7 separate regions of the Mus musculus genome follow, and regions 2, 3, 4, 5, 6 and 7 are each linked to region 1. Evidence: chromatin loops called from intact Hi-C (ENCODE). Cell type or tissue: heart. All regions are shown on one strand.

Evidence for each region. Hi-C counts contacts between places; a loop is a spot of excess contacts. Peaks named below come from ENCODE experiments on the same cell type or tissue, not always from the same donor. Only the 100,000 strongest peaks of a DNase experiment are listed, where the experiment ranks them.
Region 2: a loop joins it to region 1, with 2.1 times the contacts of the local background. A loop is called at or near these places in 2 of 42 quality-filtered maps.
Region 3: it touches region 1 in a loop (9-fold over the local background); 8 of 42 quality-filtered maps call a loop at or near these places.
Region 4: it touches region 1 in a loop (12-fold over the local background); 10 of 42 quality-filtered maps call a loop at or near these places.
Region 5: it touches region 1 in a loop (9-fold over the local background); 17 of 42 quality-filtered maps call a loop at or near these places.
Region 6: a loop joins it to region 1, with 6 times the contacts of the local background. A loop is called at or near these places in 30 of 42 quality-filtered maps.
Region 7: a loop joins it to region 1, with 7 times the contacts of the local background. A loop is called at or near these places in 32 of 42 quality-filtered maps.

The regions. Positions count from the first base shown.
Region 1 is chrX:140,598,969-140,602,968 of GRCm38, reverse strand. It overlaps Tsc22d3 (TSC22 domain family, member 3), which reads left to right and starts at 2,447. Exons shown (of 4, transcript NM_001077364.1): 1 at 2,447-2,532. In heart, CTCF peaks have their summits at 2,026 (motif pointing right) and 3,610; DNase peaks (open chromatin) are centred at 2,048, 2,688, 2,908 and 3,838; H3K4me3 peaks cover 1,945 bases; H3K27ac peaks cover 1,206 bases; H3K27me3 peaks cover 2,163 bases.
Region 2 is chrX:140,663,285-140,667,284 of GRCm38, reverse strand. Mid2 (midline 2) reads right to left here and starts at 2,329. Exons shown (of 10, transcript NM_001358366.1): 1 at 2,007-2,329. The coding sequence starts at 2,010. In heart, no CTCF peak of the experiment used is centred here; DNase peaks (open chromatin) are centred at 2,134 and 2,444; H3K4me3 peaks cover 2,891 bases; H3K27ac peaks cover 2,222 bases; H3K27me3 peaks cover 1,940 bases.
Region 3 is chrX:140,477,059-140,481,058 of GRCm38, reverse strand. No RefSeq gene overlaps it. Among named protein-coding and RNA genes, the nearest start is that of Prps1, 22 kb to the right of the region's middle. In heart, a CTCF peak has its summit at 1,672 (motif pointing left); a DNase peak (open chromatin) is centred at 1,688.
Region 4 is chrX:140,720,314-140,724,313 of GRCm38, reverse strand. All of the region lies in intron 3 of Mid2 (midline 2), which reads right to left. Among named protein-coding and RNA genes, the nearest start is that of Gm23199, 43 kb to the right of the region's middle. In heart, a CTCF peak has its summit at 1,703 (motif pointing right); no DNase peak of the experiment used is centred here.
Region 5 is chrX:140,542,892-140,546,891 of GRCm38, reverse strand. The region is part of intron 2 of Tsc22d3 (TSC22 domain family, member 3); the gene reads left to right. Among named protein-coding and RNA genes, the nearest start is that of Gm39538, 10 kb to the right of the region's middle. In heart, CTCF peaks have their summits at 2,053 (motif pointing right) and 3,443 (motif pointing left); a DNase peak (open chromatin) is centred at 3,691; H3K4me3 peaks cover 845 bases; H3K27ac peaks cover 906 bases.
Region 6 is chrX:140,501,847-140,505,846 of GRCm38, reverse strand. No RefSeq gene overlaps it. Among named protein-coding and RNA genes, the nearest start is that of Gm39538, 31 kb to the left of the region's middle. In heart, a CTCF peak has its summit at 1,805 (motif pointing left); a DNase peak (open chromatin) is centred at 1,706.
Region 7 is chrX:140,490,137-140,494,136 of GRCm38, reverse strand. No RefSeq gene overlaps it. Among named protein-coding and RNA genes, the nearest start is that of Prps1, 36 kb to the right of the region's middle. In heart, a CTCF peak has its summit at 2,126 (motif pointing left); a DNase peak (open chromatin) is centred at 2,116; H3K27me3 peaks cover 233 bases.

The sequences.
Region 1 (4,000 bases):
GCTGACTGTGGGCATCCACTTCTGTGTTTGCCAGGCTCATATGCCCAGTGCAGGGGAATGCCAGGGCCAGGAAGCAGGAGTGGGTGAGTTGGGAAGCAGGTCGGGGGTGGAGGGTGGGGGTGGGGAGGATATAGGGAGCTTTAGGGATAGCATTTGAAATGTAAATGAAGAAAATATCTAATAAAAATGCCTTCAAAAAAGATGTATCCATACTGTAATCCAAGCAAGGAGAATGTGTGGACTGTCCTTCCATTCCCAAGTAAAGCCTCCTCCACCTTCTCTAGCACATACTTTTGCCTGCCCACAAATCAGTAAGTGTCTACCTCTTACCACTTGTAGTGGTAAGCTTGGGTTTTATTTCTTGGACTTTTTAAAGGTGCTCAATTGGACCTAGAGCTTTTTTCATGTTAGCCACGTACTCCACCATTGAACTCTATCCTCAACCCTTAACACACATGCCTGTGCAGTCATACGACAGAGAGAATGACTCATGTACCTGTGATCCTCCTGCCTTAGTCTCCCAAAACCCTGGGGTTTCAGGCTCAGCTTGACGTGGAGTATGTTGTTTGTCTGTATGTCTCTTTTCCCAGCTAGATTAGGAGTTCGTGGCAGCAGCTTTGGAGTGTATCTTATTTTTCTCTGAATTTCCATTAACGCTGGACCTGGCACAGAACACGTGTACAGTAAATGGCTGTTGAATTACTCTAAGAAGTAGATGTGTTTCTTTTTTGCCCCACCCAAAAAGCCACCATCTTTGTCTGCTAGTGCCCCAGGCCCCTGCATTCTGAATCTATGCAAGACCATTTGCTTGGAATCTCTCCATCCACTACAGTGTATGACAGTAAAGCAAGGCTTCACAGAGGAGAGCCCAGGAGGCCCTGTCCAGTCAGCCTTCCCTCACGAGGTATGCAGTCTGTCAACACAGGCTGGACTTGTATGCACAGAAATGGCGGCTCTCTGAACTCTATCTCTGTACTATTTAGATTTTTCTGTGTCCCAACTTTATTTGCTCTTGATCAGTCTTGATATGTTGGGCAAATCTGTCCCGAATTATTAACAATACTTCTTGAGAGCAAGGACTACACAACAGGGAAATGTCAAGGGGACAAAAATCTTGAATTTAATGGTGCCAAATGTCAAGAAGAAAATACTTCCACCAGGGCCTCATCCCAAGGTTACACAAAGATAAGAGGGCTCAGGCAAACATAGAAGCAAAAGGTCTAGCTGTTCCCAAAACGCAAATAAACATTTATGGAACTAATATATTTTATTATAAGAGTTAACATAAAATAATTATAAACAAGAAGGAAAATAATAAACACTGTAATTAAAAAACAATTCAGAAGGCTATAAATCTACACAATGCAGATGAAATTTTATATTCTACTACCTCCTCTGGCTTTTATCCAAGAACATTTAAAAAAAAAGAAGAAGGAAATACAAGAAAAATGACGTGATGGGCTTTTAAGAGAAAAAAATAGAAGTTTCATAGTCTATGGGGATGTATATATACTCGGGTATAGTGCTTTACGCAATAGCCACAATCCTCTTTCATCCTGGGCCTTGGGATCCTCTCAGGAACTGGAGATACAGCACGATTTGGGGTCTCTAGCCACTATAGCACAGAGTACTGCCTTCCCCAGTTACCCATATTTTGGGCCTCATGTAACAGTTGCAAAGAGTGGGAAACAGGAATTAGTTGGCTGCACTTTGCTCCTAATTAATTTCAGGGGTGGCTTGAAGGCTCGTTTTATGTGGCTTGTGTTTTTTGAGACAATCTCACTGTTTAGTTCAGCCTGGCCTGACACAAACAAGCCTGCTTCCGCTTTGCGAGTAGCTGGGATCTTGGGGTGCGCTCTGCCACAGTAGTCTAGGAAATTTCAAACGTATTTAAGTCACATTTATCAGGGTTCAGGCAACTGGAACTTCAGCTTTCTTAAAACTGAGCAACTCTTGCCCCGGCTTGGAGTCCCAGTGGATTCTTCCACCAGGAGGCACCTGTAGTGTCCCGCTGAGCGGCGGAACCTTACACGGGAACAGAAAATAGTTCAGGTTTTGGGCAGAAGATGGCAGCATATACTGCTGTATTTCAAATGCCCTGGGTTCTTGAATGAAGCAAATGAAGGGGGCGGAGGGGGGTTGTAAAGGAGTAGGAATAAATAGAAATTTATTTGGGTTTTATATAAAAACCCCCTGAATATTGTGAACGGGTTTTCATTTGTCCAAGACTCAAAAACTGCTCAAATGCTCCGCATTCGACATGTTCTAAGTTCTGAGACATTCTAAAAAAGCTGTCTTACATGGTCACCTTGCGCGTCCCCGCAGCTCAGACAGCAGGGGCATCACCCCAGGGCACCAGGCTGGCCCCTATATGTGCCCTTTCACTATACCTCCGCCCCGGGTTTATTCTCCCAGATCCCTCCGCCGCCATTACGGGACAGACGCATCACTCCCCTTCTCACTCTGCGTGCGTGCGGGCTGCTGGGCAAGTCTCTCGAGGGGTCGACGGAGCCGGTTTACCTGAAGTGGCAGGTAGGGGGCTTTGGGACGCGAGGGGACAGCTTTCTGGGGTCGGGGCGCATGGAGAGAGCAGCCAAGCTGAGTGAGGAGAAAGAGGGGCGCTAAGGTGAGGTGCGGGGAGAGAAATCAAGGAGGGAAATAAGAGGGGAGGGGGTCAAGGCGCGAACGGAGAAATGGAGGCGAGGGCCGGCCAGAAATGGAGGGGCGCGGCGACACACGGGAAGGGGACAAGGTGGGGGAAAGTAAGGAGTGACCCGGCCCAACATGGGAAGAAACTTAGAAAAAGACGCCCGGTGCCCAAAATAGCGGGAAGAGCGGGAGACGCGCGGCGAGGGAGGAGAGGCAAGGCCCGGGGGAGCCCGCAGCGCGGACAGCGGGGGACCGGGAGTGATGGCGTCGAAGGGGACTCGGGGCTGAGACCCGGGGTGGGGAGCGAAACAGAGCTCAAGAGGAGGGGGCGGAGGTGACAAGTGAGGAGGAGCGGGCTCGGGCCGCTGGGGACTCGGTTCTTGGGAGTTTGGAGTTGGGGCATTTCTCAGGTGCTTGTGTTTTCTGGCACTTTCTGGGGGGTGGCGCCGCCGCCGCCACAGCCACCGCCGAGGCCTCGACACTTGGGTCTCTTGGCGCTTCCCAAAAAGAAAAAGAAAAAAAAGGAAAAAAAAAAAAAAAGAAAAGCCGGGCTGCATGGCGGGGCGGGCGGGCGGCGGTTTAAAGGGCCGCTCTCGGACGGCCGCCCGCTGACTCGGTGGCTCTCGACAGGGCCGCGAACGCCGGCGCTCCGGGGGACACCCCCCTCAGCGAGCGGTGGCGGTGGCGGCAGCGGCCCCGGCGGCGACCTTTGGCCCACTCGGGAGAGCCCTCGAGACCCCGTGCGGTGAGGGGGCGGGGGCGCTGCGTGAGTCTCAGGCGCGGTGGGGGCGGGGAGACGGGCGGACAGATAACTGCCGCCGGCCGGCCAGGGCCGGACAGGAGAGGAGCGAGCGGCTCCGCGGGGGACACCAGACGACAGCGGGAGGCGCGCGCTGCTGGACGTCCCGGCCATTCAGGCGGTGAGCGCCAAAGCCACCCAGCGCTGCTGAGGCGCGCGTCGCGGGGGAGCCGCTTGAGGCGGGCTCCTCAGGAGCACGGGCGTGCGAGTGAGCGGCCGGCGGGCGGGCGGGCGGTGTGGGGAGCGGAGGGAGGAGAACTCCGCGCGCCAGGGGGCCCCCTCAAGCTCCGGCCGGGGAGGCGGCGGCGAGTGGCAGAGGCGGCGGCGGCGGCGGCGGCGGCGGCAGCGCGTCCTCCGCCTGCCCCTCGGGGCTCATTTACATGCTGTCACGGCCCCGGCGCGGACTCCTGAGCTCGCGGCTAGCTCACACGCTCGCCCTTGGGCCACCGGCCGCGGCCGCCGGCGCCGCCACCGCTCGAGCCGCGGAACCCCGCGAGCCGGGAGAAGCGGGGCTGCCGCCGCCGAAGGGCGCGCGCGCTGCGGCTCTCTCTC
Region 2 (4,000 bases), 64 kb before region 1:
ACTCCCCCCATGTAGACTAAAAAAATGGGTGAGGTTGAATATTCAAATGAGTCTGACTCACATTGTTAGGGTAAAGTGTAATCAATATGATTTATGACTCGACTTAAAATCATCACCATTACTTTCTATGCCTAATTGTATATATGTTTCCATTCAGTTGCATATACATTCATGAAACAAATTGACTTAAGATCTAAATTACAATGATAATTTGAATCTCAAGGGAACTAATAATGGCAAATTAGGGTTCCTGTAAATTAGTGTTCCCATTTATACCCAGTCAATCCAGTAACCCAATAAAGGATAAATGAAGTGCTTTCATTGAAGAGTATAATGCTGAGGTTTATAGAATCCTTTTATCTTCAAAGGACCAAGCCAATACTCACAATACCCAGTACACAATATTATGCCTTTTATGCAAGTGAAGCAACTGTGAAAGAGAGGTCATACAAATGTCTAAAGGCCTTAAAGCCAATGCAACGTCACATCTGGAATGAACTCTCTGATCTTCTTGGCTTCCAGGCTTGTGTTTCAACCACATGAAACGAGTTTTGTAAGGAACAATCACGAGAAATCTAATTCATATTATGAGTCTGTGTTAAGCTAATTGATTGAGCAGGAATATATAAAAATAGCAAAGATTGATTCTCCCTTGGGGCAGTGATGAGCAGAGAGGAGGAGGTTAAAAAAAGGTGGGGATGCTGGGATAGGAATCTAGGGTACAGCAAAAGCTCCCCAAGCAGAAGTGAGCAAGAATGTAAACTCTCCATTTAGCAACTCCATCTTCTATTGGAATAGTGTCAGAGATCTGATTCGATTTCAGAGAGGAAATGGAATGGGATTAAAGTCAACTCTTGTGGTCCAATTCGAGAATCAGATTAATTAATCCCCACACAATAGTTGTGTACTATTACAGTTTCCAATGTCTTGCTTCATAAATACTCCTCCTTAGAGACAGACACACAACTAATGCCATTCAGCAGCCCCACCCTCCAAAATCTTCAAAAAAAATCAAAGTGATTGAAAAGCAAGAAGCCGCATTGCACAGGTTGACAGAGAAAAGCTGAGAGTGCAGGAACTCTGGTGGGAGATGTGGGGGCTTGAATAGAGACAGTACCTAAGGAGTGTGGAAGAGTGGGGAAAGTGAAGAGTCCAACAATCCCTGGATCCTAATTTCCTCCTCTAAATCGAAATGCCTCCTAAATAAATAAATACTATGCTGCACGTGAAGTGCGAAACAACCCAAGCCAGCTCATAACCAGTAATGTTCCAGTAATTTTTATGAGCCCGGAATGGAAAAGGCTCCCCTGTCCCTGCTTCAGTCGCAGTGTGTCCTATGGACACACTCAAGTTTTTCCCTCTCCACCCCCCCCCCCCCCACGGGGCTGCTTTCACAGCTAGGCCAGAAATAAAGAACCACCCAGACAGAGACCTGAAGATCGTTTCCCCAGCAGGGAGGAAAAGGGGAGGGAGAATTAAGTTTCTCCCGGGGTTCCCGCTCGCAGGGTGTCCACAGAATCTCAGGCTGCTGCGCCAGCACCACTGAGCCAACCGCCGACCTCGGGGCGCCGCCCGGGCCGAGGACGCCGTGGATTTCGGGAGCGTGGGAAGGCGGCTGCGCCCTTTCCCAGACTTGCGCCTAGGCGCCACGAGAGCTGAGCCGCTCCACTGCTTTCTCCCTGCTCGGCCTGGCCAAGCGGGAGGCCTCGGGCCGGTCCCCAGCCTGGGATCTAGGAGTGCAAACTCCTTCCCAGGAGGGCAGCGGCAGGAGCTCGGGTCACAACAGTGTGACAGACAACCGGGGCCCTGCCATTGCCGCCAGGACCCCGTCTCCCCCCTCTTGCCGCCCCCCCCCCCAAGCCCAAGTGTCCTCGGCCAGTTCCAGCCCCGGCGGCACCTGAAGAGCAGCAGGAGCCAGCCAGGGCCAAGCCCGGCGCGGGCGGCGACACTAGCCACCCCACCACCACCACCATCCCCCCGGGCCTCGGCGAGGGGACGCGTTTTACCCATATTGTTCCCGGGTGCCAGCCATCTCCTACGCGCGCCGGGGAGCGCCGGGCGCTCGCCGGCCTCCGCAGCAAGCTGGCTCGGGCTCCCGTGCAAGCTCCCGGGCCGCTGTCGCTGCTGCCGCCGCCGCCGCCGCCACCACCACTCTAGGCCGCCGCCCGCCTTCGCCGCTGCGGCCGCCGCCGCCGCCGCGCAACAGCCGGGATCCGCCAGCCCGCGCGCCCCACGGGGGACAGCACGGAGACCGCGACGTTCCCGCGTCTAGGTCTCCCGGGCTAAACTTAAAGAGTTTTCGCCTCTCGGTCCAGAGGCAGCACCATGACACCACCGCAGCACCACACTGTCATTTCCGCCGCAGCAGAGGGAAAAAAAAGGCAATCCCTTCGAAAGGAGGGTGGAGTGGGGGCAAGCAGAGCCGAGGCTGACACCCTACGGGAGCACGGGGAGGGGCCGGGCAGAAGGGGCGCTGGGCCACCTTCCTAGGCTCACCTTCCGCCGCCCCCGCCACTCCCAACTCCCCGTGCCCCTCCTCTGGAGGCGCGCTTACATGTTTTCTCCCCTGGCAGGAGTGACCAGAGAAACCCGAGCAAGCAAAGGCAGTGGGTGGGTGGGGTTCAGATTACTACTGTACCTACCAGCTGATTCCAGCAGCCTTTTCTCCAGCACCCTGTCATCTTGATGGAAGACACAGGGAGAAGGGGCCTGAGCAGGCGCGCACGAGCGTGTGTGTGTGTGTGTGTGTGTGTGTGTGTGTGTGTGTGTGTGTGTTTGCGCGTCCACGACCGGGTGGTGTGTGTGAAGCGCAGAAGGAAGACTGTGGCCAAACTCTTCACCCACCTACCTCCCTTCTACATCCACAAACCCCCAGATGAGAGCAAGGAGAAGGCTGTTGCACTCGCCAATGAAAAGAGTGTGCCTGGATCCTCCTCACAGGTCCTACTGGTGAAGCTGTTGTATGCAAAGTTAACTAGAGAGTAAAACAAAAATAGTGGAGGAGACAGAGAAGGGCAGACAATTGAAGGAAACCCAACCCCTTTTTCTTTTGACAAAGGGAGAATGGCAATGTTCTATTGGACTTGGGCACAAGTTGTTCAGGTGGATTAAAGCCACTAAAAGTGTATGGGGTAAGGTTTCTTTTGCACCTTCAGATCCTTGACCAATACAAAAGGGTCACTGCCAAGAGGACAATGAGGCAGATGCTAGCCATCCAGAATACAATGTCCCTAATAAGATCCATTTGGAAGCCAGGAGCCTCCCATTGGTCTGGATACAGCCTGTCTTTTAACCTATCACTGGCTCAAAGACTACCACCTCCCCCCAACACACACACACACACACACACACACACACACACACACACACTTAAAAGGTAGATGAGAGAAGGAAGCCACCTCAGAGGATATTCTTTCTAGCTCCACTCAAAATGAGGAAGGAATAAAGCAATCCGAAACAGCCCCTCTCACATGGGCCTCCCATTACTGTGCTTGGGAACAAATCCAGAAAAAAAAATGAAGGTAGATGGGTGTGTCTTATCAGGGAACCAATAGCAGTCAGCCAACAGCACTGTTAAACAAACCTGCTAGAGAACACTGGAGTGGAAATGAAGGGAAAAACCCAACCACATTACCTAAAAGGAAGTACAGCACCAAGAGATGTAAAAGTTAATGTGTCATATCCAAAGCACAGACAACAAGAGCAAAACCAAACAAATGAGACTACATAGCACCAACACCTACACAGCAGAGTACACAACCGACACATTGGGAATGGGAGAAAATGTTTTAAAACCATATATGCATGATAAGGACTTACTGTCTAGAATATGTGTTTTAAAAGGGGCAGAGAACTTAAATGGGTATTTTTCAAAAATAGAAAAATAGCAGATAATAAGATATTTAATGTGACTAATCATCAGGAAAATGGGAAATAAAACAGTGGAGATGTGTTGTATTTGGTTAACAGGATTATACTGTATTCTTGGACAAGGTCAGAT
Region 3 (4,000 bases), 120 kb after region 1:
CCCCAAAGCCTCTGCATCTTCACAGAAGAGGGGGCAAGAAAGAGTCCCAGACACCAGTGGTGGGTGACTTCAAGGAAACAGTGCTTACAGACCCAGCAGGCAGATGCACATAGGAACTCAGTGCTTGTGACACTATGCATAGATGCCGCACAAGCTCAGACAAAATCTCAGCATAGTGTGTGTGTCGGGATGGGTGGCCCTGAAATCCTATTAGCATAGGAGTGGCTGGTATTTTATAACTGCTAGGGGAGGAAGGATCCAGTTTTCATGAATATTGTGACCCATGGTATATCAGTCACATTCCAGGACAGCCTCTACACAGAGGGCAATGCAGTGTTTGATGATGAACTCCAATTACTGGTAAATAACACATTGCTAACTCTAGCTCAACCACTAAAGATGTTTTAGGCACATTTCTTTAAGTTCAAGGCCAGCCTGTTCTACATACTGAGTTCCAAGCCAGCCCCATAGCAGCAGCAGTTTCTGTTGTTTGGCTTGGCTTTGTAGCCCTGGCTGTCCTGGAACTCCCATAGACTAAGCTCGTTTCGTACTCAAGAGATCTGCCTGCCTCTACTAACTCCCAAATGCTGGGACTAAAGGTGTACACTACCACTGGTCAGCACATTTCTTCAGTGTTGTAAATGATGATCTTGACCGTTTCCTGCCTTTACCTCCAAACTGTTAGGATTATAGGTGATTTCCCCGCCCCCCCCCCAGGGCCTTATGCAGGCTAGGTAAGTACTGTACCAACTTAACTGTATCCCCAGCCTAGAAGTTTTAAATAAGCAGAGTGCAGTTGTTCTTGTCACAAAGTGTCTATGAGATAATGGATATGTTTGTATTCTTATACTGTAAAATTCAAATATATACAAAATTATATTTAAAATTAAATTAAATTTTTATTTATTTTGTGTGGCAGGGCATATGCTATGGCCCATATGCCACAGCCAGAGGACAATTTATGAGCACGAAACAGCTTGGGAAGAGATACTTCTACCTGGTGAGTTAGCTATCTTGTTAGCCCTACAAGATCATTTAAAAATTTCATTTTGTTTTTGGGACAGGGTCTCACTATGTAGCTTTAAAAGTATTAGAACTTATTTAGACCAGACTAACTCAAGAAATCTGCACATATCTGCCCCCTGAGTGCTTGCATTAAAGGTCTGGGCTACCACAGCTGGCTTTAAAAAATAACTTTTAAAAAGAAAAAAATTAAGCCAGGCATGGTGGTACATAACTGTAATCCAAGCATGCTGGAACCAGAGAAAGAATTGCCAGTATTTGAGATCCTGCCTCAAAAAAGATGCCCCCACCCCAAGAAAAGCAAAGAGAAAGAATTTATAATAATGAAAAAAAACTATGAAAAGATAGACATATCTTAACATGATTCCATTGGGCATCATGCAAGTCGGGCGTGGTGGCACACACCTTTAATTGCAGCACTTGGGAGGCAGAGACAGGCGGGTTTCTGAGTTCAAGGCCAGGCTGGTTTACAGAGTGAGTTCCAGGACAGCCAGGGCTACACAGAAAAACCCTGTCTCGACCCCCCCCCCAAAAGAAAAAGACCCGGAGGGAGGGAGGGAGGGATGAATAGACATCTCAGCCATTCAGATTCTTGCTGCTCTGGGTAACCTGTAATTCCAACTCCAGGGGATCTGATGCCCCCTTGTGGCAGCCATGGGTATCTGCCTGTAAGTGTGCAAACCCACGTGCTCACACAGGTACACATAAATAACAAACATCTTAAGCCCTGGGTGGTGCCACGTGCCCTTAATCACAGTACTCAGGAAGCTGAGGCAGGCAGATCTCTGGGAGTTACAAGCCAGGCAGGACAGCCAGGGCTACAGAGAAACCCTGTCTCGGAAAAAAAAAAAAGCAAACAAACAAAACAAAACAAAAAAAAGAAAACAAACACAAAAGGGAGTTAGGATGTGGAGGCCAGTCGGCTATATAATGTCTCTTTAAAAATAAAAAAACCTTCAAAAAATTTTAAAGAGGAAATCATTAGCTGTAATCCATGTCATTAACTCCCCGATGTCTCAACAGTAGCCTCTCGTTACAGGGCAGCAGTATCCTGGAGCCGATGTCTATTTTGTGGTACCAGGTTGCAAGAAGCAATTGGGAGAAAACAGCAAAGTACTAATAGATAGATACAAGACTATCAATTCTTGGCTTGGAAGTGTGACAGGAAGTAATTTAAAGTGTGTGCCTGCCTGTTGCTGTGTTGTCTGTTTCTTCTCCCATTTGCAGTTACAAAAGGTCAGCACATAGATGACTAAGGTGACTTTCTTACCACAGATGATGCCCTCAAGAGGACTCCAAAGATGCATGACCCTCTTGTATCCAAACTTGAGGTCCTAATATGCATGGGTTGCAAAAACCCCGGGGTGGTGGTGGTCCTTTACAAAAGCAGAGGAAAAAGCCAGGGGTTGACTTTAGGAGGCCAATCAACTGAGGCTTCGGTAAATATGGAGACACAGACTACGAGTCCACTTCCCCTCAAGTAATGGGCTCTTCGCACAAAGCACTGTCTCCCAATGGTCTCTATCCTGAGCACTGGGCCTGAGTGTGAAGCTACCTTCTTCAGCCTTGCTAATACTGTGCGTGCAGCAGGGAGTACCTATCACTGGATTCTGCAGACCACTTCCTTACCAGGGAGGGGTAGGAAGGCAGGCCAATAAAGATAGTGCCTTTCCAAAACTCAATTCTTGGTATTTCGAAATAATCCTCAGTTTAAGAGTCATGCTACTAACTGACTCTAACACTTTTAGTAGGGAACACCGTTTTATTTTATTTTTTTTTATTTTTATTTTCTGAGATAGAAAAGATGGCTCAAATTCATGGCAGCTTTCCTGTCTCAGCCTCTCTAGACTAGGTACGCACTCTCACCCTTGTCTCCAGCAGAACACTTCGAGATCTGGAAAGAGTACTTGGGACTAGGAGCCCCCGGCCTTATCTTACAGAAGCACTGGCTTTGGGTACCTGTTCTCAGATCTCTGGGGATAAAGGTGAGGAGAGCGTAAAACAGAACCAGGTAAGGTCTCTCAGATCACAGGGAGTTTCCCATTAACTGCACCACTGGGGTGCTGCCTCCTGCTAAATAACTAGTTAAGAATCCACTGCCAAACTAGGGTAGTGGCTCATGCCTGTAACCTAGTACTGAGGAGGCGGGAGCAGCATTGCCACACAAATTAAGGCAAACCTGAGACACTGGTGTGTTCTAGGCTGATCTGGACTACAGACCCTGTTTCCAAAACCCTAAGAGGCTGGCCGGATGGCTCAGTCTCAATGCATGACCTTGATTCCCAGGACTCACATGGTAGAATACATTCATCAGCAAAGCATCGTTAGAAACAAAATAAGACTATAGATTCGCTGTAGGGAGCTGTACAGGATATGGGAACATACACACACACACACACACACACACACACACACGGACACACACACACACACACACTTAATCCCAGCACTCGAAGGGGCAGATCTCTCTCCCAGTTTATAACTAGCCTGTTCCTGGCCAGCCAGGGCTATAGTGAGACCTTGCCTCAAACATATGAGGGACTCCCCAAAACAGATGTGGCTGGTGGATATAGGCACTTGCTGAGGAGCCTGGCTTGAGTTAGATTCCTGAGCCCTACGTGGTAGAAAGACAATTTTCAAGTTGTTCTCTGACCTCCACAGGTACATGGTATCTCACACACCCATGTGCACATAGATAGAAAATGTAACCTTTTAAATTGTGTTGCATTGAGACATAATGCTATTGCATAATCCTGCCTAAGATATAAGGATCCTTTTTTCCAAGACAGGCACACTATATATGCTAACAGCCTATTATTACATCAGCTGTCTCTTACTTCACCTGATGGTCCCAAGGCACAATAGAGATCTGGGCAATTTTATTAGTGGAGCTGTAATTGCTCTTACCAGTGCCTAGTTTATAAATATCATAGGTATACTTGTGTAGTGAAAAATCGAGTTTATACATGGTTTTATA
Region 4 (4,000 bases), 120 kb before region 1:
TTGATACAAGCTGAATGGATCACAGAGGCATTATAAGTGACACAGAAAATCATAATTATTTTGAATACTATATGATTCTACTTACAAAACATTACAGAAATGACAAAATTATAATGATGAACAGACCAGTGGCTATAAGGAAGACAGATGTGACTATACTACAAATTGGTAGCACATGGGGTTCAACAAACAACTCAGTGGTTAAGAGCACTGGCTGCTCTTGCAGGTTTAGTTTCCACCATGCACATCCAATGATTCACAACCATCTGTAATGTCGGGTCTAGGGGTTCCAACAGTCTCTTCTGGTCTCTGTGAGCACCAGACATGCAGTCTGTGCACAGATATGAATGCAGGCAAAACATCATACACATAAAGTAGAAATAAATACCTAAATCTAATTTTTAAAAGGAGGTAGCACATGTGATTTTGAAGGGGAGATAACAAAATGACTTAATTCCAGTAGTGATCATGAGAATACATATACATGACAAAATATACGCCTCCTCCCAAGTCAAAATGTAAACAAACAAAAAAGGAAACTCTCTAGAGTTCCTATAAGCTTTTAGGCATGCCTAGGGAGACATTTCTGTAGTTTTCTGAAACTCTAACAATTACAAATGTCTGGTAAAATAGTTGAATCCAATATAATCTCAATCTCTTCCTCTGTGTCTCTCGTTCTATGCCTCTCCCTCCACACATATATCATTCTGCATCCTTCATTATTTTTATACCAGTCATAATTCTTAATAAGAATATGTTTTAAAAATGTTTGCCAGGCAGTGGTGGTGCACGCCTTTAATCCCAGCACTTGGGAGGCAGAGGCAGGTGGATTTCTGAGTTTGAGTCCAGCCTGCTCTACAGAGTGAGCCCAGGACAGCCAGGGCTACACAGAGAAACCCTGTCTCAAAAAACAAAAACAAACAAAAAAATTGTGCCTCTTAACTTGGATGCAAGCTCCTTAATGGTGGGGCCATTGTTTTGCTCACAACTGAATCCACAACATGTAGCCTAGTGCCTGACATACTGTAGGTAAAGCTACAAGTATCAGTTGAATCAGTCAACGAATAAGAATGACTGTGTTGACTCTGAAGTCAAGATATAATGAACAAAGCCTATACAGATAGCTTTTCACATCTGTAAGTTCCGTACCTGTGGATTTAATCAACTTCATAATTGAAATATCTGAACAAATTGGCATCCGTATTGAATATGTACAGATATTTGGTCTTATTCCCAAGCAATTTAGTACAACAACTATTTATATAGCCGCTACACTGTGCTATTATAAGTAATCTGCAAATATTTAAAGTATATACAAGGATATAGTTAGATTATATGCAAATACTAAATCCTGCTATGCCAGGGACTTGAGCATCTGAGAATTTTGGTATCTGAGCCAATCCTCCATGGATACTGAAGGAGAACTGTGCCGTGTTACATTTTTTTCACTACATGAGACAAATAGCGCTTATATTTTCTTTTTACAAGATGGCTCAAAATTGTTTTCTTTGATCTGTTTTGTCATCTCAATATTGTTTGCTGAAATATGAAAAAACGGAGAAATGTCTAAATAACAACATAGGTTTTAGGAGACCACATATTTTAAAATACTTCCTTTCTTACTGTTGAAAGAAAAAATTACCTTACCAGGGTAACTGGTTCACCCTTCTGGGGCATTAAAAACTATACTTCGAAAACCTAGCCACCAGGGGGAGCTGTTTACTTAATCATCGTTTTCTTAACAGTGCTAGTACCAAGCCATGTGCTGGGTATAAAACAAAAGAAGCTTATATACCCCATTTTATTTATCTAGTTTTCAGTAGAGGGACATCTAGATTGTTTCCAGATTCTGGCAATTATGAATGAAGCCACTATGAACATAGTTAAGCAAGCGTCTTTACAGTAGAAGGGAGCATCCATTTGCTAGATGCCCAAAAGTAGTAGAGGTGGGTCTTGAGATAGATTCTCAATTTTCTACAGAACAACCATATTAATCCCATTTGTAAACCATACAAATCCCACTTGTATAGTGGCTATACAAGTTTGCACTCCCACCAGCAATGAGGAAATGTTTCCCTTGCTCTACGTCGTCGCCAGAACAAGATGTCACTTGTGTTATTTATGTTAGCTTCTCTGACAGGTTTAAGATGGAATCTCAAAGTAGTTTTGGTTTGCATTTCCCTGATGGCTAAGGACGTTGAACACTTCTTTAAGGGCTTCTCAGCCATTTGAGATTCCTCCATTGAGAATTCTCTGTTTAGATGTGTACCACATTTTTAAATTAGATTGTTTGGGGTTCCTTTTATGTCTAGTTTCTTGAGTTCTTTATATATTTTGGATATTGGCCTTCTATCAGATGTGGAGTTGGTTAAAAAAAAATTCTTTCTCCACATTTGCACAATGGAATATTACTCAGCAGTTTAAAAAATGACATGAAATTTGCAGGCAAATGGATGCAACTAGAAAAAAAAAATCATCCCGAGTGAGGTAACCCAGAAACACAAACATGGTACATATTCATTTATAAGTGGATATTGCCTATAAAGCAAAGGATAATTATATTGCGACCCACAGACACAAAGAGCTTAGGTAACAAGGAGGCTTATAGGGGAATGCATGGATCTCCCTGGGACAGGGAAACAGAATAGATTTTGCTGGTGGACTGGGGGATAGTATGGATGGAAAGAGGAAGGATCAAATTGGAAGAGATATGGAGGGATAAAGTATAGGGACAGATGACTGGAATTGGAGGGCATATGGGGGGGGGACATAGAAACCGAGTGAAGTGGAAACTGCCTGGAATCTATGAAGGGGACTCTAGTGAAGACTCCTAGTAATGGGGGATATGGAGCCTAAGCTTGAACTGGCCATCTTCTATAGCCAGGCGAGGCTTCCAAGTGGTGGGGTGGGACACCAATCCAGCCACAAAACCTTCCACCTACAATCTGTCCTGCCTACAAGATGTGCTGGGCAATAGTAGTGCAGAACTTGTAAGAGTGGCCAAACAAGTGACTGGTCTAATTCAAGGCCATTCCATTAGAGGAAACCCATGCTGGACAATGCCTGGATGATCAGGAACTGGAGGATTGGTAGCCCAGAAACCTAGGGTAAAACTGAACATGGCCAAAAAAAAAATTAGGAAATCATTCATAATGATATTCAGAGATCAGTGTCTAGCCCAATCATCATAAAAGAGGCTACCTCCAGCCACTGATGGGAACTGCTACAGAGACCCACAGCCAAACATTAGGCAGAGTGTCTAGGTTGGAAGTCTCCATCATGCCCCTCCCCCTAGAGCTCAGGGACCCCCACAGAAGATGGGGAGGCAGAATTGTGGTAGCCAGAAGGGTCAAAGACACTAAGAGAGCAAGGCCCAGAGAACTAATAAATGCGACTCATGGGGGTTGGGGTGGGGGTGGGGTATTCACAGAGACTGACATGGTAATTGCAGAGCCTGCATGCAATTGTGCTAGGTCCTCTGCACATATGTTATGGTTGTTGGCTTGGTGTTTTGGGGGAACTCCTGACAATGTGAATGGGGGTGTCTCTGGCTCTTTTGCTTTTATTTGGGATCCTTTTCCTCCTACTGAGTTGTCTCATCCAGCCTTGATGTGAGGGTTTGTGCCTAGTCTTATTGTAACTTATTGTGTATTTACAGTTGGTATCCCTGGGAGGCCTGTTCTTTCCTGAAGGAAAATAAATGTAGGAGTAATGGATCTAGGGGAGAAGGCAGGGGAGGGGGAGCTTGGAGGAGTAAGGATGATGGGAAGTTGCTGTAGGGGTGTACTGCACAAGAAAAGAATGAATACAATTACAGGATATCTTACTCTTAGAGTTTTGTCTGGTGGAGAGAAAAAAAATTAATACACAAAAGTGCAGAGGTGAAAGTATGATTGGCGTACTCTGGGCATAGGAAAGGGAAGAACCTAAACTAGGTAGAAGAAGGGCAAGGAAGATGGATGGAACATGGGTCATGGCTTTCCTGGGGAGGAAGAGTCTT
Region 5 (4,000 bases), 56 kb after region 1:
AACTTCCTGGTATAAGCTTGCTCCTTCCTTCCTTCCCTCCCTCCCTCCCTTCCTTCCTTCTCCTTTGACAAAGGTTTACTGTGTAGCTCTGACTTTGTACATCAGGCTGGCCTTGCACTCACAGAAACATTCCTGCCTCTGCTCCTGCCTCTTGAGATTAAAAGCATGTGCCACAATGCCCAGCAAAGCTTCTTTTTTTACCACATTTTAAAGGCTGGGTACAGAAAGAATAAGAAAAAATGGGTAGATTTAATTGAGGATGCCAGTAAGTGGGGGCCCAAACTTAGAGGTTTGATTAAATTGTAATTGTTATTACAAGACTACACACTTTATTTAGAATAGCCTGTGCTCTGGAACTATATATATTCGTTCTTTTCTAAAGTTCTTTGGGACAGTTTGAATATTTTTTAATATTTTCACCATCCCTAAATGTCAAAAAAGGTGACTATGCCTAAAACTTAAAGTTGGCCTTAGAACCTCTTGTATACCACCAATGTTTGCTAGCATCCTAGAGGCATTTTCTCTTCACCCTGTCTTCCTCCTTACCTGTATTTGACACCTCCAATTCATCCCTCTAACTTTGTGACTTCTCCTTTTTCAGTAAACCCTCTTTTTGATTCACAATTATCCAATAGCTGGTATAGTAGAAAATAAACTTAGTTTCTAGGTCAGTATATTTGGGCTGAAATGTAATTCACTATCTTGGACAGGGGAGCCAAACCCTCAATTTCTTCATTTGTAAATGGTAGTGACAGTGCCTGTAATGCAGGGTTTGTGGTACATCCATCACAATGTCAACCCATAGTTAGTATGTCATTGATGGAAACTATTACAGTCAGTGAGTTGCAAACTCAGCTTGGTTTTTTTTAATTGAAGTATAATTAATTAGTGAGCAATTAATTAATTATTATTCAATGCAACCTCGTGGGCAACCCCTATTTCCTCCTTTCTCTTTTTTTCCTCAAAGTACCTGAATTTCTCTGTCACTGTTTCCAAATGAGGGAATCTGCACCAAAATGATTGTTTTACTTTTGTCCTGTACACCATTTTTCTGGTGTTATTTTGCCTCTGCCTACCTGTCTTATCCCTCTCCCGCTGCCTTCCCACCATCTCCCTTGGAATTTTGAGGTGAGTAGCAGTAGTTTAAGAATAATTTAACAAAACAATAAAAAAATTAACTCAGAGATTCTCTCAGACCAAGAAAGCTCTAGGTGGCAGAGGGCAGATAATAGAGCAGGGAACTCTAAGAACAGCTAATCAGCTAATTTAAAAGTGGTTGGTTTGGTTGGTTTGGTAGGATTTTTTTTTCCAGACCTGTTTTTCTGCCTAGCCCTGGCTGGCTGTCCTGAAACTGTGTAGACCAGGCTGGCCTCAAACTCCAAGATCACTTTTTTTCCTCTTTCAGATAACACTCCCGACGACCTATAAATACTATCTCTACTTTGTTCTGCTTGCTGGATACCTCTTAGTTGCAAATACCAGGTTCAAAGAGCCTGAAGTTTAAAATGTCCAGAGGTTGGCATTATTTCCAGACTAAAATGGTCTGAAATGGGCTTATGCAAAAGGTTTGCTTGGAGAGTTTATTGTTCAGCTCTCTGCAACTGTAGTGAGAATTGAATATGTTACCATTAAAATCTGCTAGTTGAGCCTTATTTCATAGTTGAAAACAGTGACTGTTAAGTTATAATGCACTAAAAGCCAGGAAGAGGTCAAGGCCTGAAGATTGGGCTTGGCTGGGGCCTTGGCCAGGATGTCAGTACCAGGTACCTGTTTAAGAGAAATAACCTGAAGCAAATAATTACCTCCTTTGCTGATAAGAGGTCCCAGTACTTTTCCAATAACGTGATTGCACTAGAATATTTCATTGGACCATAACTTGTGGAGCACTGATTTATGGGTACTTACCTTAACATCATGCAAACTATTGTATATGTTGGTGGAACCTAATGTTCCTCTAGTTCTGGTTTGGTTGGTGTAAACAGTATTGGTTATTGCATCACTTATTCCTTTTTCTGCCCATGCTGTTTCTTACATTTGCCGTTCAGATTTTGTCCACCAGGTGGCCTTTCTTAGGAAGGAGCAGGAGGAAAGAACCTTTTAAGTCTTAGATGCCGCCTTCTTTTTCATTCCTTCCTTCCTTTCTTTTTTATGCCAAAAGAATGAAACTATATTTTAATGCAAATGTGTAATTTTTATTAGACAACAGTAACCTTGTTTCTTTACAGCATCGCTACTCTTAAATGGTATATGGATTTATTTTGGCAAAAATATTTTGCCATAATATATTTTGGCAAAATTTCCCCTTGGGATGGAGGTTCTCTTTGGATTCCCTGATCATTCATTATTTCATATTTTATAGGAATAATGAAACAAGTTGAAAGGAAACTAGAAAGTCTGAACATGTAGATGGAGCTGTTATCAGCACGTTGAGATTCCTGGGAGGCACGTCCCCTTGGTGTTAATACTTCAGGGTTCTCAGTTTGGGAACTCCTGGGGAAATCCTAAATCTTGCTTTCTTCTGGCTCCTGTTTACACGGTTACATTATCGCAGGAAAGGATTTTCCTGAGGCAGTTGATATGTCACTTTGCATTGTAGTTTTCTTTTCAGCTTGTTGTTTATTTTAAAAAGTAACAAAATTTTGCTTTTAAAAAATAGTGAAATCATGTTGCTATAGCCTATAATCCCAGTATTTAGAAGGCTTGTGATTAGAGGCCAGCCTGAGCTATGTAGACAGACCCTGTCTAGAAAGACATTAAGGGAGGAAAGAGGGAAAAGAGAGAAGGAAGGGCTGGAGAGGTAGCTCAGCGGCAAGAGCACTGGCTGTTCTCCAGAGGACTGGGTCGATTGTTGCGAGGTTGGCTCACAACCTTCTGTAACTCCAGAGAATCCAACAAGGCACTCATGTGGTACAGTCATTCATACCAGCAAAAGACCCATACACAAGAGATAAAAATAAATAGGGACAAGAGCTCTCAGGTAATGGTGTTGAATGTATTTTCTTGGCAGAGTAGGATAGAGAGAACAAAGAGAAAATGACTGGTATCTGTTGTCACTCCATTGTCAACTGTCAGCTTTCAATATCCTCTGTCATCCACCCACTGCTCCTATTATGTGTCCATCCTATATCTCATGCAGACCACCCATTATTCCCATAACTATACTTTTCAAGGAAGAAATAAACTGAGTGGGTTCTAAAATTTGGACCAGGCTCGGTAAGCATCCGGCTAGGTGAGGTGACAGCTGCGTTTCTCAGTGCGTGAATATGCAGATGGAAAGCCTGTTTCCAAGGAAAGAGATTGACTGAGGGGTTAGTTGGCTGGAGAAAGTGAAGAATGGTGGGAGTAGGCATTCAGAGTGACTGGAGAGCACTGCAGAGCCAGTTAGAGCATGCCGACTGGCACCCGAAGAACTTTTAAATGCAGTACCGCCCTCTGCTGAATGCTTTCTACCTCCTGTTAGAGCATTTCTTCTTTCTCTAGAAATCGGCTCCGGTTTGGGTTTTGCCAGCCTCCAAAGTCCTCTTTGGAAATGCCAATTGGCACAAGAAAGTGCTGAACTGTTTACAGTCCCTGACTAAGGTTCAGGGAGGGGATGTGGTTTAACTGGGCCACAAAGCCCAGTACAGGACTCATTTGCATGGCCCCTGACGCCATGTGACGCAGCTGGCTCCTCCTATATAAAGAAGCAGGAGCCGAAATTATCTCTGAGTCTGGGTTGGACTGGCTGCTGTGGAGTTTGTGACATACTAGGTGACACCCTTGGAGTCACTTCTCTTCAACTCCAGCTTAGAAGTGCCTGCCTGGCTCAGGGTCTGCACTGCAGCCTACTCCTTGCTTCAGGGCCTGACTGCAACGCCAAAGCCTATCCTATAGCGGCGCGCCAGCAGCCACTCAAACCAGCCACAGCTCCCCGGCAACCGAACCATGAACACCGAAATGTATCAGACCCCCATGGAGGTGGCGGTCTATCAGCTGCACAATTTCTCCATCTCCTTCTTTT
Region 6 (4,000 bases), 97 kb after region 1:
CCTTGTTACTGTACAGCTGGCACCTAAGGCTGAAAGGTGGAGCCACACCTCCCCCCTCCCCCAAGGTGTTCCTTGAGTCAAAGGTCAAGTGTGCCAAAAGCTCCCAGGTGTTGGCTCTTTCCCTCCCTTCTCCTGCTTTCTTGCACGACTCCGACTCCCTGAGATACAGGGTGTGGCTCAAGGGCGAGGGTGCCAGGCTGCCATTGTCCCACAAGTTCCCAAACACGATTTCCCTTTCTGGGCCGGTTTTCAGTTTCTCCACGTTCCTCGGCTAGGTTTCTGGCCTGCATGCTTCCACAGTTATTTCCCTGTTATGACCTACTGGAGCTTTTAATCATTATGACGATTTTGCCGCTTTATGGGGGCATTCCTAGCTAACATATTTCACACTGTGGTTGGCACTTCACATTATCTTTTATAAACTGCACAATTCTTAGATTCAAAAAAGACATTCATTTTATGCGTGTGGGTGATGTGCCTGTATGAGTGTATATGTACTGTGTGTATGCCTATTACCCATGGAGGCTAGGAGAGGGTCCTAAGGATGCAGGGGCCCTTACATCCCCTAGAATTGGAGTTATCTTTGGTTGTAAACTACCATGCAGGTGCTGGGAATTGAACCAGGGTCCTCTGAAAGAGCAACAAACGTGCTGAACTGCTGAGCCATCTGCTCAGCCCTTAGATTTTTTTTTTCTTATTTGAAACAGGGTCTTATGGAGCCTGGACTAAGCCACAAAACCCCTGTGTATTTAATAACCCTGACCTGATCCTCCTCCCAAGTCCTGGGATTGCAGGCGCGCACCCCCATACCCAATTTATGTGGTGCTATAGAGTGAATGCAGAACGTGTTGTATGCTAGGCAAACACTCGGCCAACTGAGCTACGTTTGCAGCTTCTAGTGTTTGATTTGTTTGGTTTTTGTTTCTCTTGAGATAAGGTCTTACCTATTCCATACTGACCTTGAACTCACTATGTAGCTCAAAATGACTTTGAAATTCTGATCCTCCTGCCTCTACCTACCAAGTGCTGGGATTATTTCTTCACACCACCATGTCCAGTTTAGATTGTGTAGGGACTGAACCCTGCACTTTGTGCATCCTAGGGAAACTACCAACCGAGTCACACCCATAGCCCTTCTTTTAGATTTGTGACTCCAAATTGTGCTGTGTAGAATTTTGCTATGTAGCCCATTCTAACTCCTGGCAATCCTTCTGCCTGGCCTCCTGACCACTGTGATTGTGGGCTGGGGTCATGGGCCAGCTTATAAAACAATTTTGAGATAGCAGGAATTTTGAATTCCTCCGACGGGAACTGTTATTAACCCCATTTTGCAGACAAGGAAACAGAGAGATAGAGGAATACAGAATCCAAGACCATTCACTCAAAATCCCTATGTATTTAATAACCCTGGCCCGATTCTCCTCCCAAGTAGACTTCTGCCTCCTATGGTAGAATCAGGATTTGAACGTGTCTGCTGCTCAAGTACACGACCTTTTCTTCAGTTCTGGACTGCCTTCCTCCTCCCTTCAGGCCAACCTCTTTGCAGTGTTCAGTGGGGGAATACAAGGCCTCAGAGAGAAGAGCACTCACTAGAGAGAAGCTAGAAGTAAATTTGCTTTTTTACAGGGATTCCCCAGGACTCCCTGGGAGCTTGGCCACGCCCAACAATTTTAGCTCAACTGACTAGCTTTACTAAGTTGCAGGCACAGGGCACACAGTGAGGGGGTGGGGTAAGGAAGAGGTTGGGGGCGGGGGAGCGCTCACGGTTCCGGAGCTCTCTTGCGCCCTCTTCAGGTAATTTCTGCTTATTGCCGTTTTTAGCCAAGTCACAAGTTTCTTGCCATCTAATGGTGTCATCTAATGGCTGTCCTGGAATTTGCTATGTAGACCAGGCTGGCCTTGAATTCAAAGCATTAGAGAGATCTTGCCTCTGCTTCCTGAGAGCAGGGATTAAGAATATGCACCACGCCGAGCAGTGGTGGCGCACGCCTTTGATCCCAGCACTTGGGAGGCAGAGGCGGGTGGATTTCTGAGTTCGAAGCCAGTCTGGTCTACAGAGTGAGTTCCAGGACAGCCAGGGCTACACAGAGAAACCCTGTCTCAAAAACAAAACAAAACAAACAAACAAACAAATAAACAAAAAGAATATGCACCACCACCATGGCCAGGTGATGTGCATAGGTTTAAAGGCAAATGCTATGCCAAATTTATAAGACTTGAGCATCCTCAGGTGTAGTCCCACAGTCATGCCACCATTACCACCATCCATCATTAGGATGCATCTTACAAAACTAAAAGTATGTATTCTAAAGAATATTTTCCCATAGCCCTCCCCAGCCCCTGTAACTACTACTGTATGCTCTGTCTCTACGGATTTGACAACTCTAGATATCATGTATTACTGGATTCATGCAGTAGTTTTCCTTTGGTGTCTGGCATATTTTACATAGCATAGTCTGCATGGCTCATTTATGTTGTTCATATGTCAAAACTTCCTTGCTTTTAAAGGCTGAGTGATATGCCATTGCATGGTAATACTGTGTGCAGTTTGCCCTTCCATCTATTATTGGTGACCTTTTTGTCACTCTGAGGCTGTTGTGAAAAGCGCTGGTGTACGAGTCTATGTCCAAGTGTCTGATTTCAATTGTTTCAGGTTTAGCCCTAGGAATGTAATGGCGGAGCCACTGAAACCCCCCTAGAGGCTTGGTCTTCACAGTTTTCTACTTAAACTTGGCCTTACCTTCATTTGTCTGGCAGCACTTCTACACAGAGCGCCTCCCTTTGTCCTATCCTTTCACTTTCCATTGCCAGTGATCCCCAGAATCAACCAGCCAGGGAGTATTTCCGGGCTTCACCATTCATGTTTCTGCTGTGTGTATTCTGGTCACATCCTCTCCCCTGGAAGATGGTGTCATACCTGGTTGCTGTCGTTGTTGGTTCTCCAATGGGAGACAGTGTGCTGCAATCATGGGGCACATGAACTCTAGCTAAACTATCAGGACACGCCCCCCATCCCCACCCCAGTCCCTGGATCCTGCTTCCCTTTTTGTGTATGGCCAGGCAAGTCCACATGATTTGGTCAGGACTCAGTTTCTCCGTTGGTAAAATGAGAATGATAATCAAGGCACCTAGCCTAAGCAGCTGTGAGGACTAAATGACAAGCATGGGGACATCAGTGAAGGGTCTGGTGCAGAACAAACTGTAAAGAAATGGGAACGGATATCTATCTATCTGTAAGTTCTGCTTGATGTCTGACGAAACTCATGAAGGTGATCCCAGCAGCCATTTCAGTAGCTGTTCCAGGGGGAACTGAGGTTGAATATGTGACCTTATTTCTCTACTGCCCACCCTAGTACTGATGGCCTTCCTAGGACAACTCCTCTCCCACCGGGGAGCGAAACAGTTTGGTGAAGCTAGTGTAAACAGAACAAAGAACATATAGACTTTGGTCTGCTCCCGCGTGCAGCCAGTACACTGCAGTACAATATAGTTGCATTCCATAACTTGGTGGTACTGTTGGGTTCCCATTAAGGGCCAAACTTGACTCTAGAAAGCTGCCTGCAGCAGCTGGCTCTGAGAAACCTCCCTTTCCACTCAGGAACCTGTCACAGAGGGGGTACATTGTTTATGCTAGGAAACAAGAAACTAGACACAGCGTATTTCGTGCTTATCTTTACAGATAGCCATATCTAGTTCGTGTGTCCTGTTGGTTACAATGCCATATTAATAGTGTCTATTAATAGTGTCAAGACCATCTTGCTTCAGTCTTACTGGGCTATTCTCCAAGCATTGATTGGGCACCTGTTACGAACTAGGCTCTGTGAGACACAGAGATAAGCAAAATAAGATGGCTGCCCTTGAGGCATCCAGATGAAGATAATGAGATAGTCTGCAGGCTCCACCCCCACCCCCACTTCCACCCCCATTCCCCAGTGCCCACAAATCCTCCTGGAGGAGTCAAGGAAGACTTTCAAGGCTTGTTTTGGCTTTTATGGTCATG
Region 7 (4,000 bases), 110 kb after region 1:
CTCAGAGAGGATGCTGTGGGATACAATGAACAACATCCTTGACAACATCCTTCCAATAGCGGCAGCAACAAGTTTCAAAGGACCTGTTTTTCCATAAGAGCCCTTAGGATCAGCCGCTGGTCAGTATCCCAATAAAACCAGGCCGTTAGAAACCAAAAATAGCATGTGAAGGTACAGAACAGGGAATCTAGTGGTCACATGGGCGAGAAAAGACAGTTATATATAGGCACATGCACACATACGATGTCTCTGGAAGAATACATTGGCAATAGAGGTTGCCTGGACGGAGAGGAAGTAGAGAACTAAGGCCTGGGACAGGAGAGAGAGACTTCCTTTTCACCCTATACCAGCTCATACTGCCTGGATTTCAGTAAGCATGGTTTATCTTTTTGTCAACAAGAGCATTGATTAATCGTTAAAATAATAATGGCATTGAAGGGTCAGAGGGTCAGAGGCATTTTGTCCCTGGGCTGCAGGCAGGGTGAAGATGTTCAAATATTAGCTTTGATGTTCAAACAAGAAAAGGAAGTGAGATGGGCTGTCATGCACGCCTCTGTTTTCAATGCTTAGGACTCCAAAGCAGGATGAATGTGAATTCAAAACCAGTCTGAACTGTGTGTGTGTGTGGGGGGGAAGGAGACAGGAGAGAGGGAGAGGGAGAGAGAGAGTAGAGGGAGGGAGGGAGGGAGAGAGAGGGGGAAGGGAAGGAGAGAGAGGACTCAGTGTCCCAGTGGTGTGGCTTGAATCTGTGATTATCTGAGACCCCACACTCAGAAGGATAAGGTAGGCTGATCAAACGTTCTGAAAGAAGATCTTGACAGAGATGAGAGAGAGGAAATTGTGATCAGAATACAGCATATAAATTTTCAATTGAAAAAAAATGTTCCAGGATAGTCTGGGGCTACAATAAGAAGGAAGAAAAACAATCTTTATTGCGCAACACTGGGCATGAAGGGGCTTTTAATAACTGCTGCTTTATCTCATTTGCTCCACATAGTAACCCTGCTAGGGACATTTACCACAGCAATCTTCCTTGGAGAAGACACAGAAGTTGAGCTGCTTTTTTTGTTGCTGTTCTTCCCATCATTGATTTTTAGGGTAGATGAGCAAGAGGGAGCAAAACACACATCTGCACAGCATTTGAAAAAGCAGCCATGAAGGTGGAGGCACCCAGGGACTCCCTACTTGGTGTTACCTCCAGAGAAACTTCTTTCCATTTCTTCACCGGGGCTTGGAGTGGTGACAGATCACTAGAGTTCAGGCTCGGGATCAGAATTTACTCAAAATTAGGAGAACCCAGCAAAACCAGGAGGTCCAGTGTTAAATGCATTTCAGAAAATAAACAACCAAACAAACAGCAAAGATAATGTTGGTATGGGTGTTACCTGGCCTTGCTACTTAAAAGCTACCTCCATACAAGGCCTTTGTCTAAAACATGGTGCGGGTGGAAGAACAGATCCTCGTTTCCTGACCAGAGTGGAAATCTTGGTTTGTCATTCCATCCATGCTGGCCTGGATAAGTTGGGGCCATTTTTCTCTGTTCTGCTTGGCTGCAGTGAAGCAGTTGTGTTGCAAGTGTTCTATTTTGCCAGGGCGCCTCTTTCCTGATCCTCTGCCTGGAGAAGCTGGATTCTACTCGACATTCTTCTGTTGGCATATCTGAAAACCTGTCTAGCACCCAAGACAAGATAGAGGAAGCAAAAGGAGAACCCGAGGTGCCCACATAGTCCCTAGTTAGTCTTCCGTTTTCTTCCTGTCTTTAAGAACATTACATTTAAAAATGCATAATGTTCAGTGTAGTTATCGGTAAGCTCTGTATCTTTATTTTCCAAACCTAGCGACCCTACCCAGGATTCCTATTACTAGCTGAGGTAAGAACATTTTGGGGACTTTAGAAGAATTTTCAGCCACAAAGAGGGGAACAATAAGAACGTTCTGTACAGCCCATTGTCCCTCCTTTTTTTTTTTTTTTTTTTTCCTAAACGGAATTGAGCTGACCAGTCAATTTTCTTGCCCAAGTTCTGTTAAAGTTTTACTGAGCTTTCAGAACCTTGGCTAACTTCCCTTTTCATGTATTTGCCAGTGACATTGAGTTTGTGCTAATGAGGCCCTCTGCTGTCTGCAGAGAGTAGGGCACTGCCATAAATCCCGAAGAGGGAGCACTTTCTTCCGTAGTAGAACAAGTTCATGAATTATGTCCAATTATTAGAGTAGCTGATTCCCAAAGCCAGGAGATTTCTAGAGCCCTGATGCTACTTAATTTCACAACACTCTTTTCTTCTTCTCACAGATGTTTGTAGTGACACAGTTTGAAAATAAACATTATTTCAAACTGCATTTTAGACATTAAGTGACAAGCTCTCCCCTTAATATCCAAATTAGGATCTGAAGACCACCTTGGCGGTCTCAGTGAAACATGGCTGGGTACAGTAATCAATACTGTTGGCCAAAAAGAGGAGACCACTCAGAGAACGAAAGCTAGGAAGACATGTAGCCCTGCTTGCCTGAACCTTTCTGGGACATTTCTTTTCAGCAAACCAAGATGAAAGTTGAATGTTCAATTTCAAGAGCAATGCAGGCCCCAATCTATTCGGAAGGACATGCTTTTCCTATCAGGAGCCTATTCTGATCCACTAAAGCCTGAATAGGAGCTGGAGGAAGGCAAGGGTAGCTGACCCTATCAAAGCTCAGAGGACCTGATAAGGACGCCAAGATACACTCATTCTTCCATACAAGTTTCCGCCCATCTTCTGCCAACCTCTGGAACACAGTTACCATTGATGTCGATTCCCCATTGTTCCTGAGTGGAGAGGACGGAAGGGAACTAACACTTACTTGGGAAGAGGACTCTTATCAGGTCCTCCACACAATGTTTTATCATTTACAGCAGTCATAGTAAACAGTATGGAATGACAAAATCCTCCATGGACTCTAGCCTGCTTCCATACTAGGTGCTTCACCTTAGTTGCATTTAACCCTTACAACCTTTGAAAGGTCCTCTTTTCCCACCTTGGGTTTCCGATCTTGAACCTGGACTTGCATAGCTAATACTTTTACCTGCTGAACTATCCCATCCTGCTTGCCTGCCCGTGTCATGTTTTTAACATGTGTCTACTGGTGTTTAACATGTTTGTAATGTTTATTTGTCATTCTTATATCATTTCTTACTGATGTTTCTTAGTGGGAGCTCTTATCTAAGTCTTGAGTTTTAGCTGGCTTTTTCTGACAGTTTTAGTAAGGGAAGCAGGGGATGGGGTATCACTTTAGTATTGCCCTTTAGGGAGAGACGTATAGATTTCCCATTTAGCCTCCACTGACAGCCACATTGGAAACTTCCTCCTTACTAGTGTGTGCAATGAGAGGTCCATGACTAGGTTTCCCATGACACCTCCCACTTCCTGAAGAGGAGGAGTGGGAGTTCCTTGCTGTTATTCCCCACATGGCCTCCATTGACTTAACAGAGTGGGGAATAACAAGTGAGGTACATCCCAGACGTTGTGGTTTTTAATGTCCAACTCAGTTTTATTCTGTGTGTGTGTTCTGTATACATGTATATACACATGAATATACTATTCTATCGCACTTTACCTTATTCTTTTGAGAAAGGATCTCTCACTGAACCTAGGGCTCATTGTTCTAGTTAGGCTGACTATCCACCTGGTTCTGCCTTCCAGTGCTCTGGATACTATGTGCTTTTTGTGGGTGGGGTTGAGGATCTGAATTCATTGCTTCATGCTTACACAGGAAGAACTCTTCTCATTGTGCAACCTCTCGAAGCCCCTTTAAAAATTGGCATACATTCTCTGTACACAGTAATGGGTTTTATAGACATTTATACAGACTCTTAAAATACAAAATTAAATAAAACAAAAACAACTAAAAGTGGGCTGGGCAGTGGTGGCGCATGCCTTTAATCCCAGTACTCAGGAGGGAGAGGAATTTGAGGCCAGCCTAGTCTAAACAGCAAGTTACAGGATAGCCAGGGTTAAACAGAAAAGGC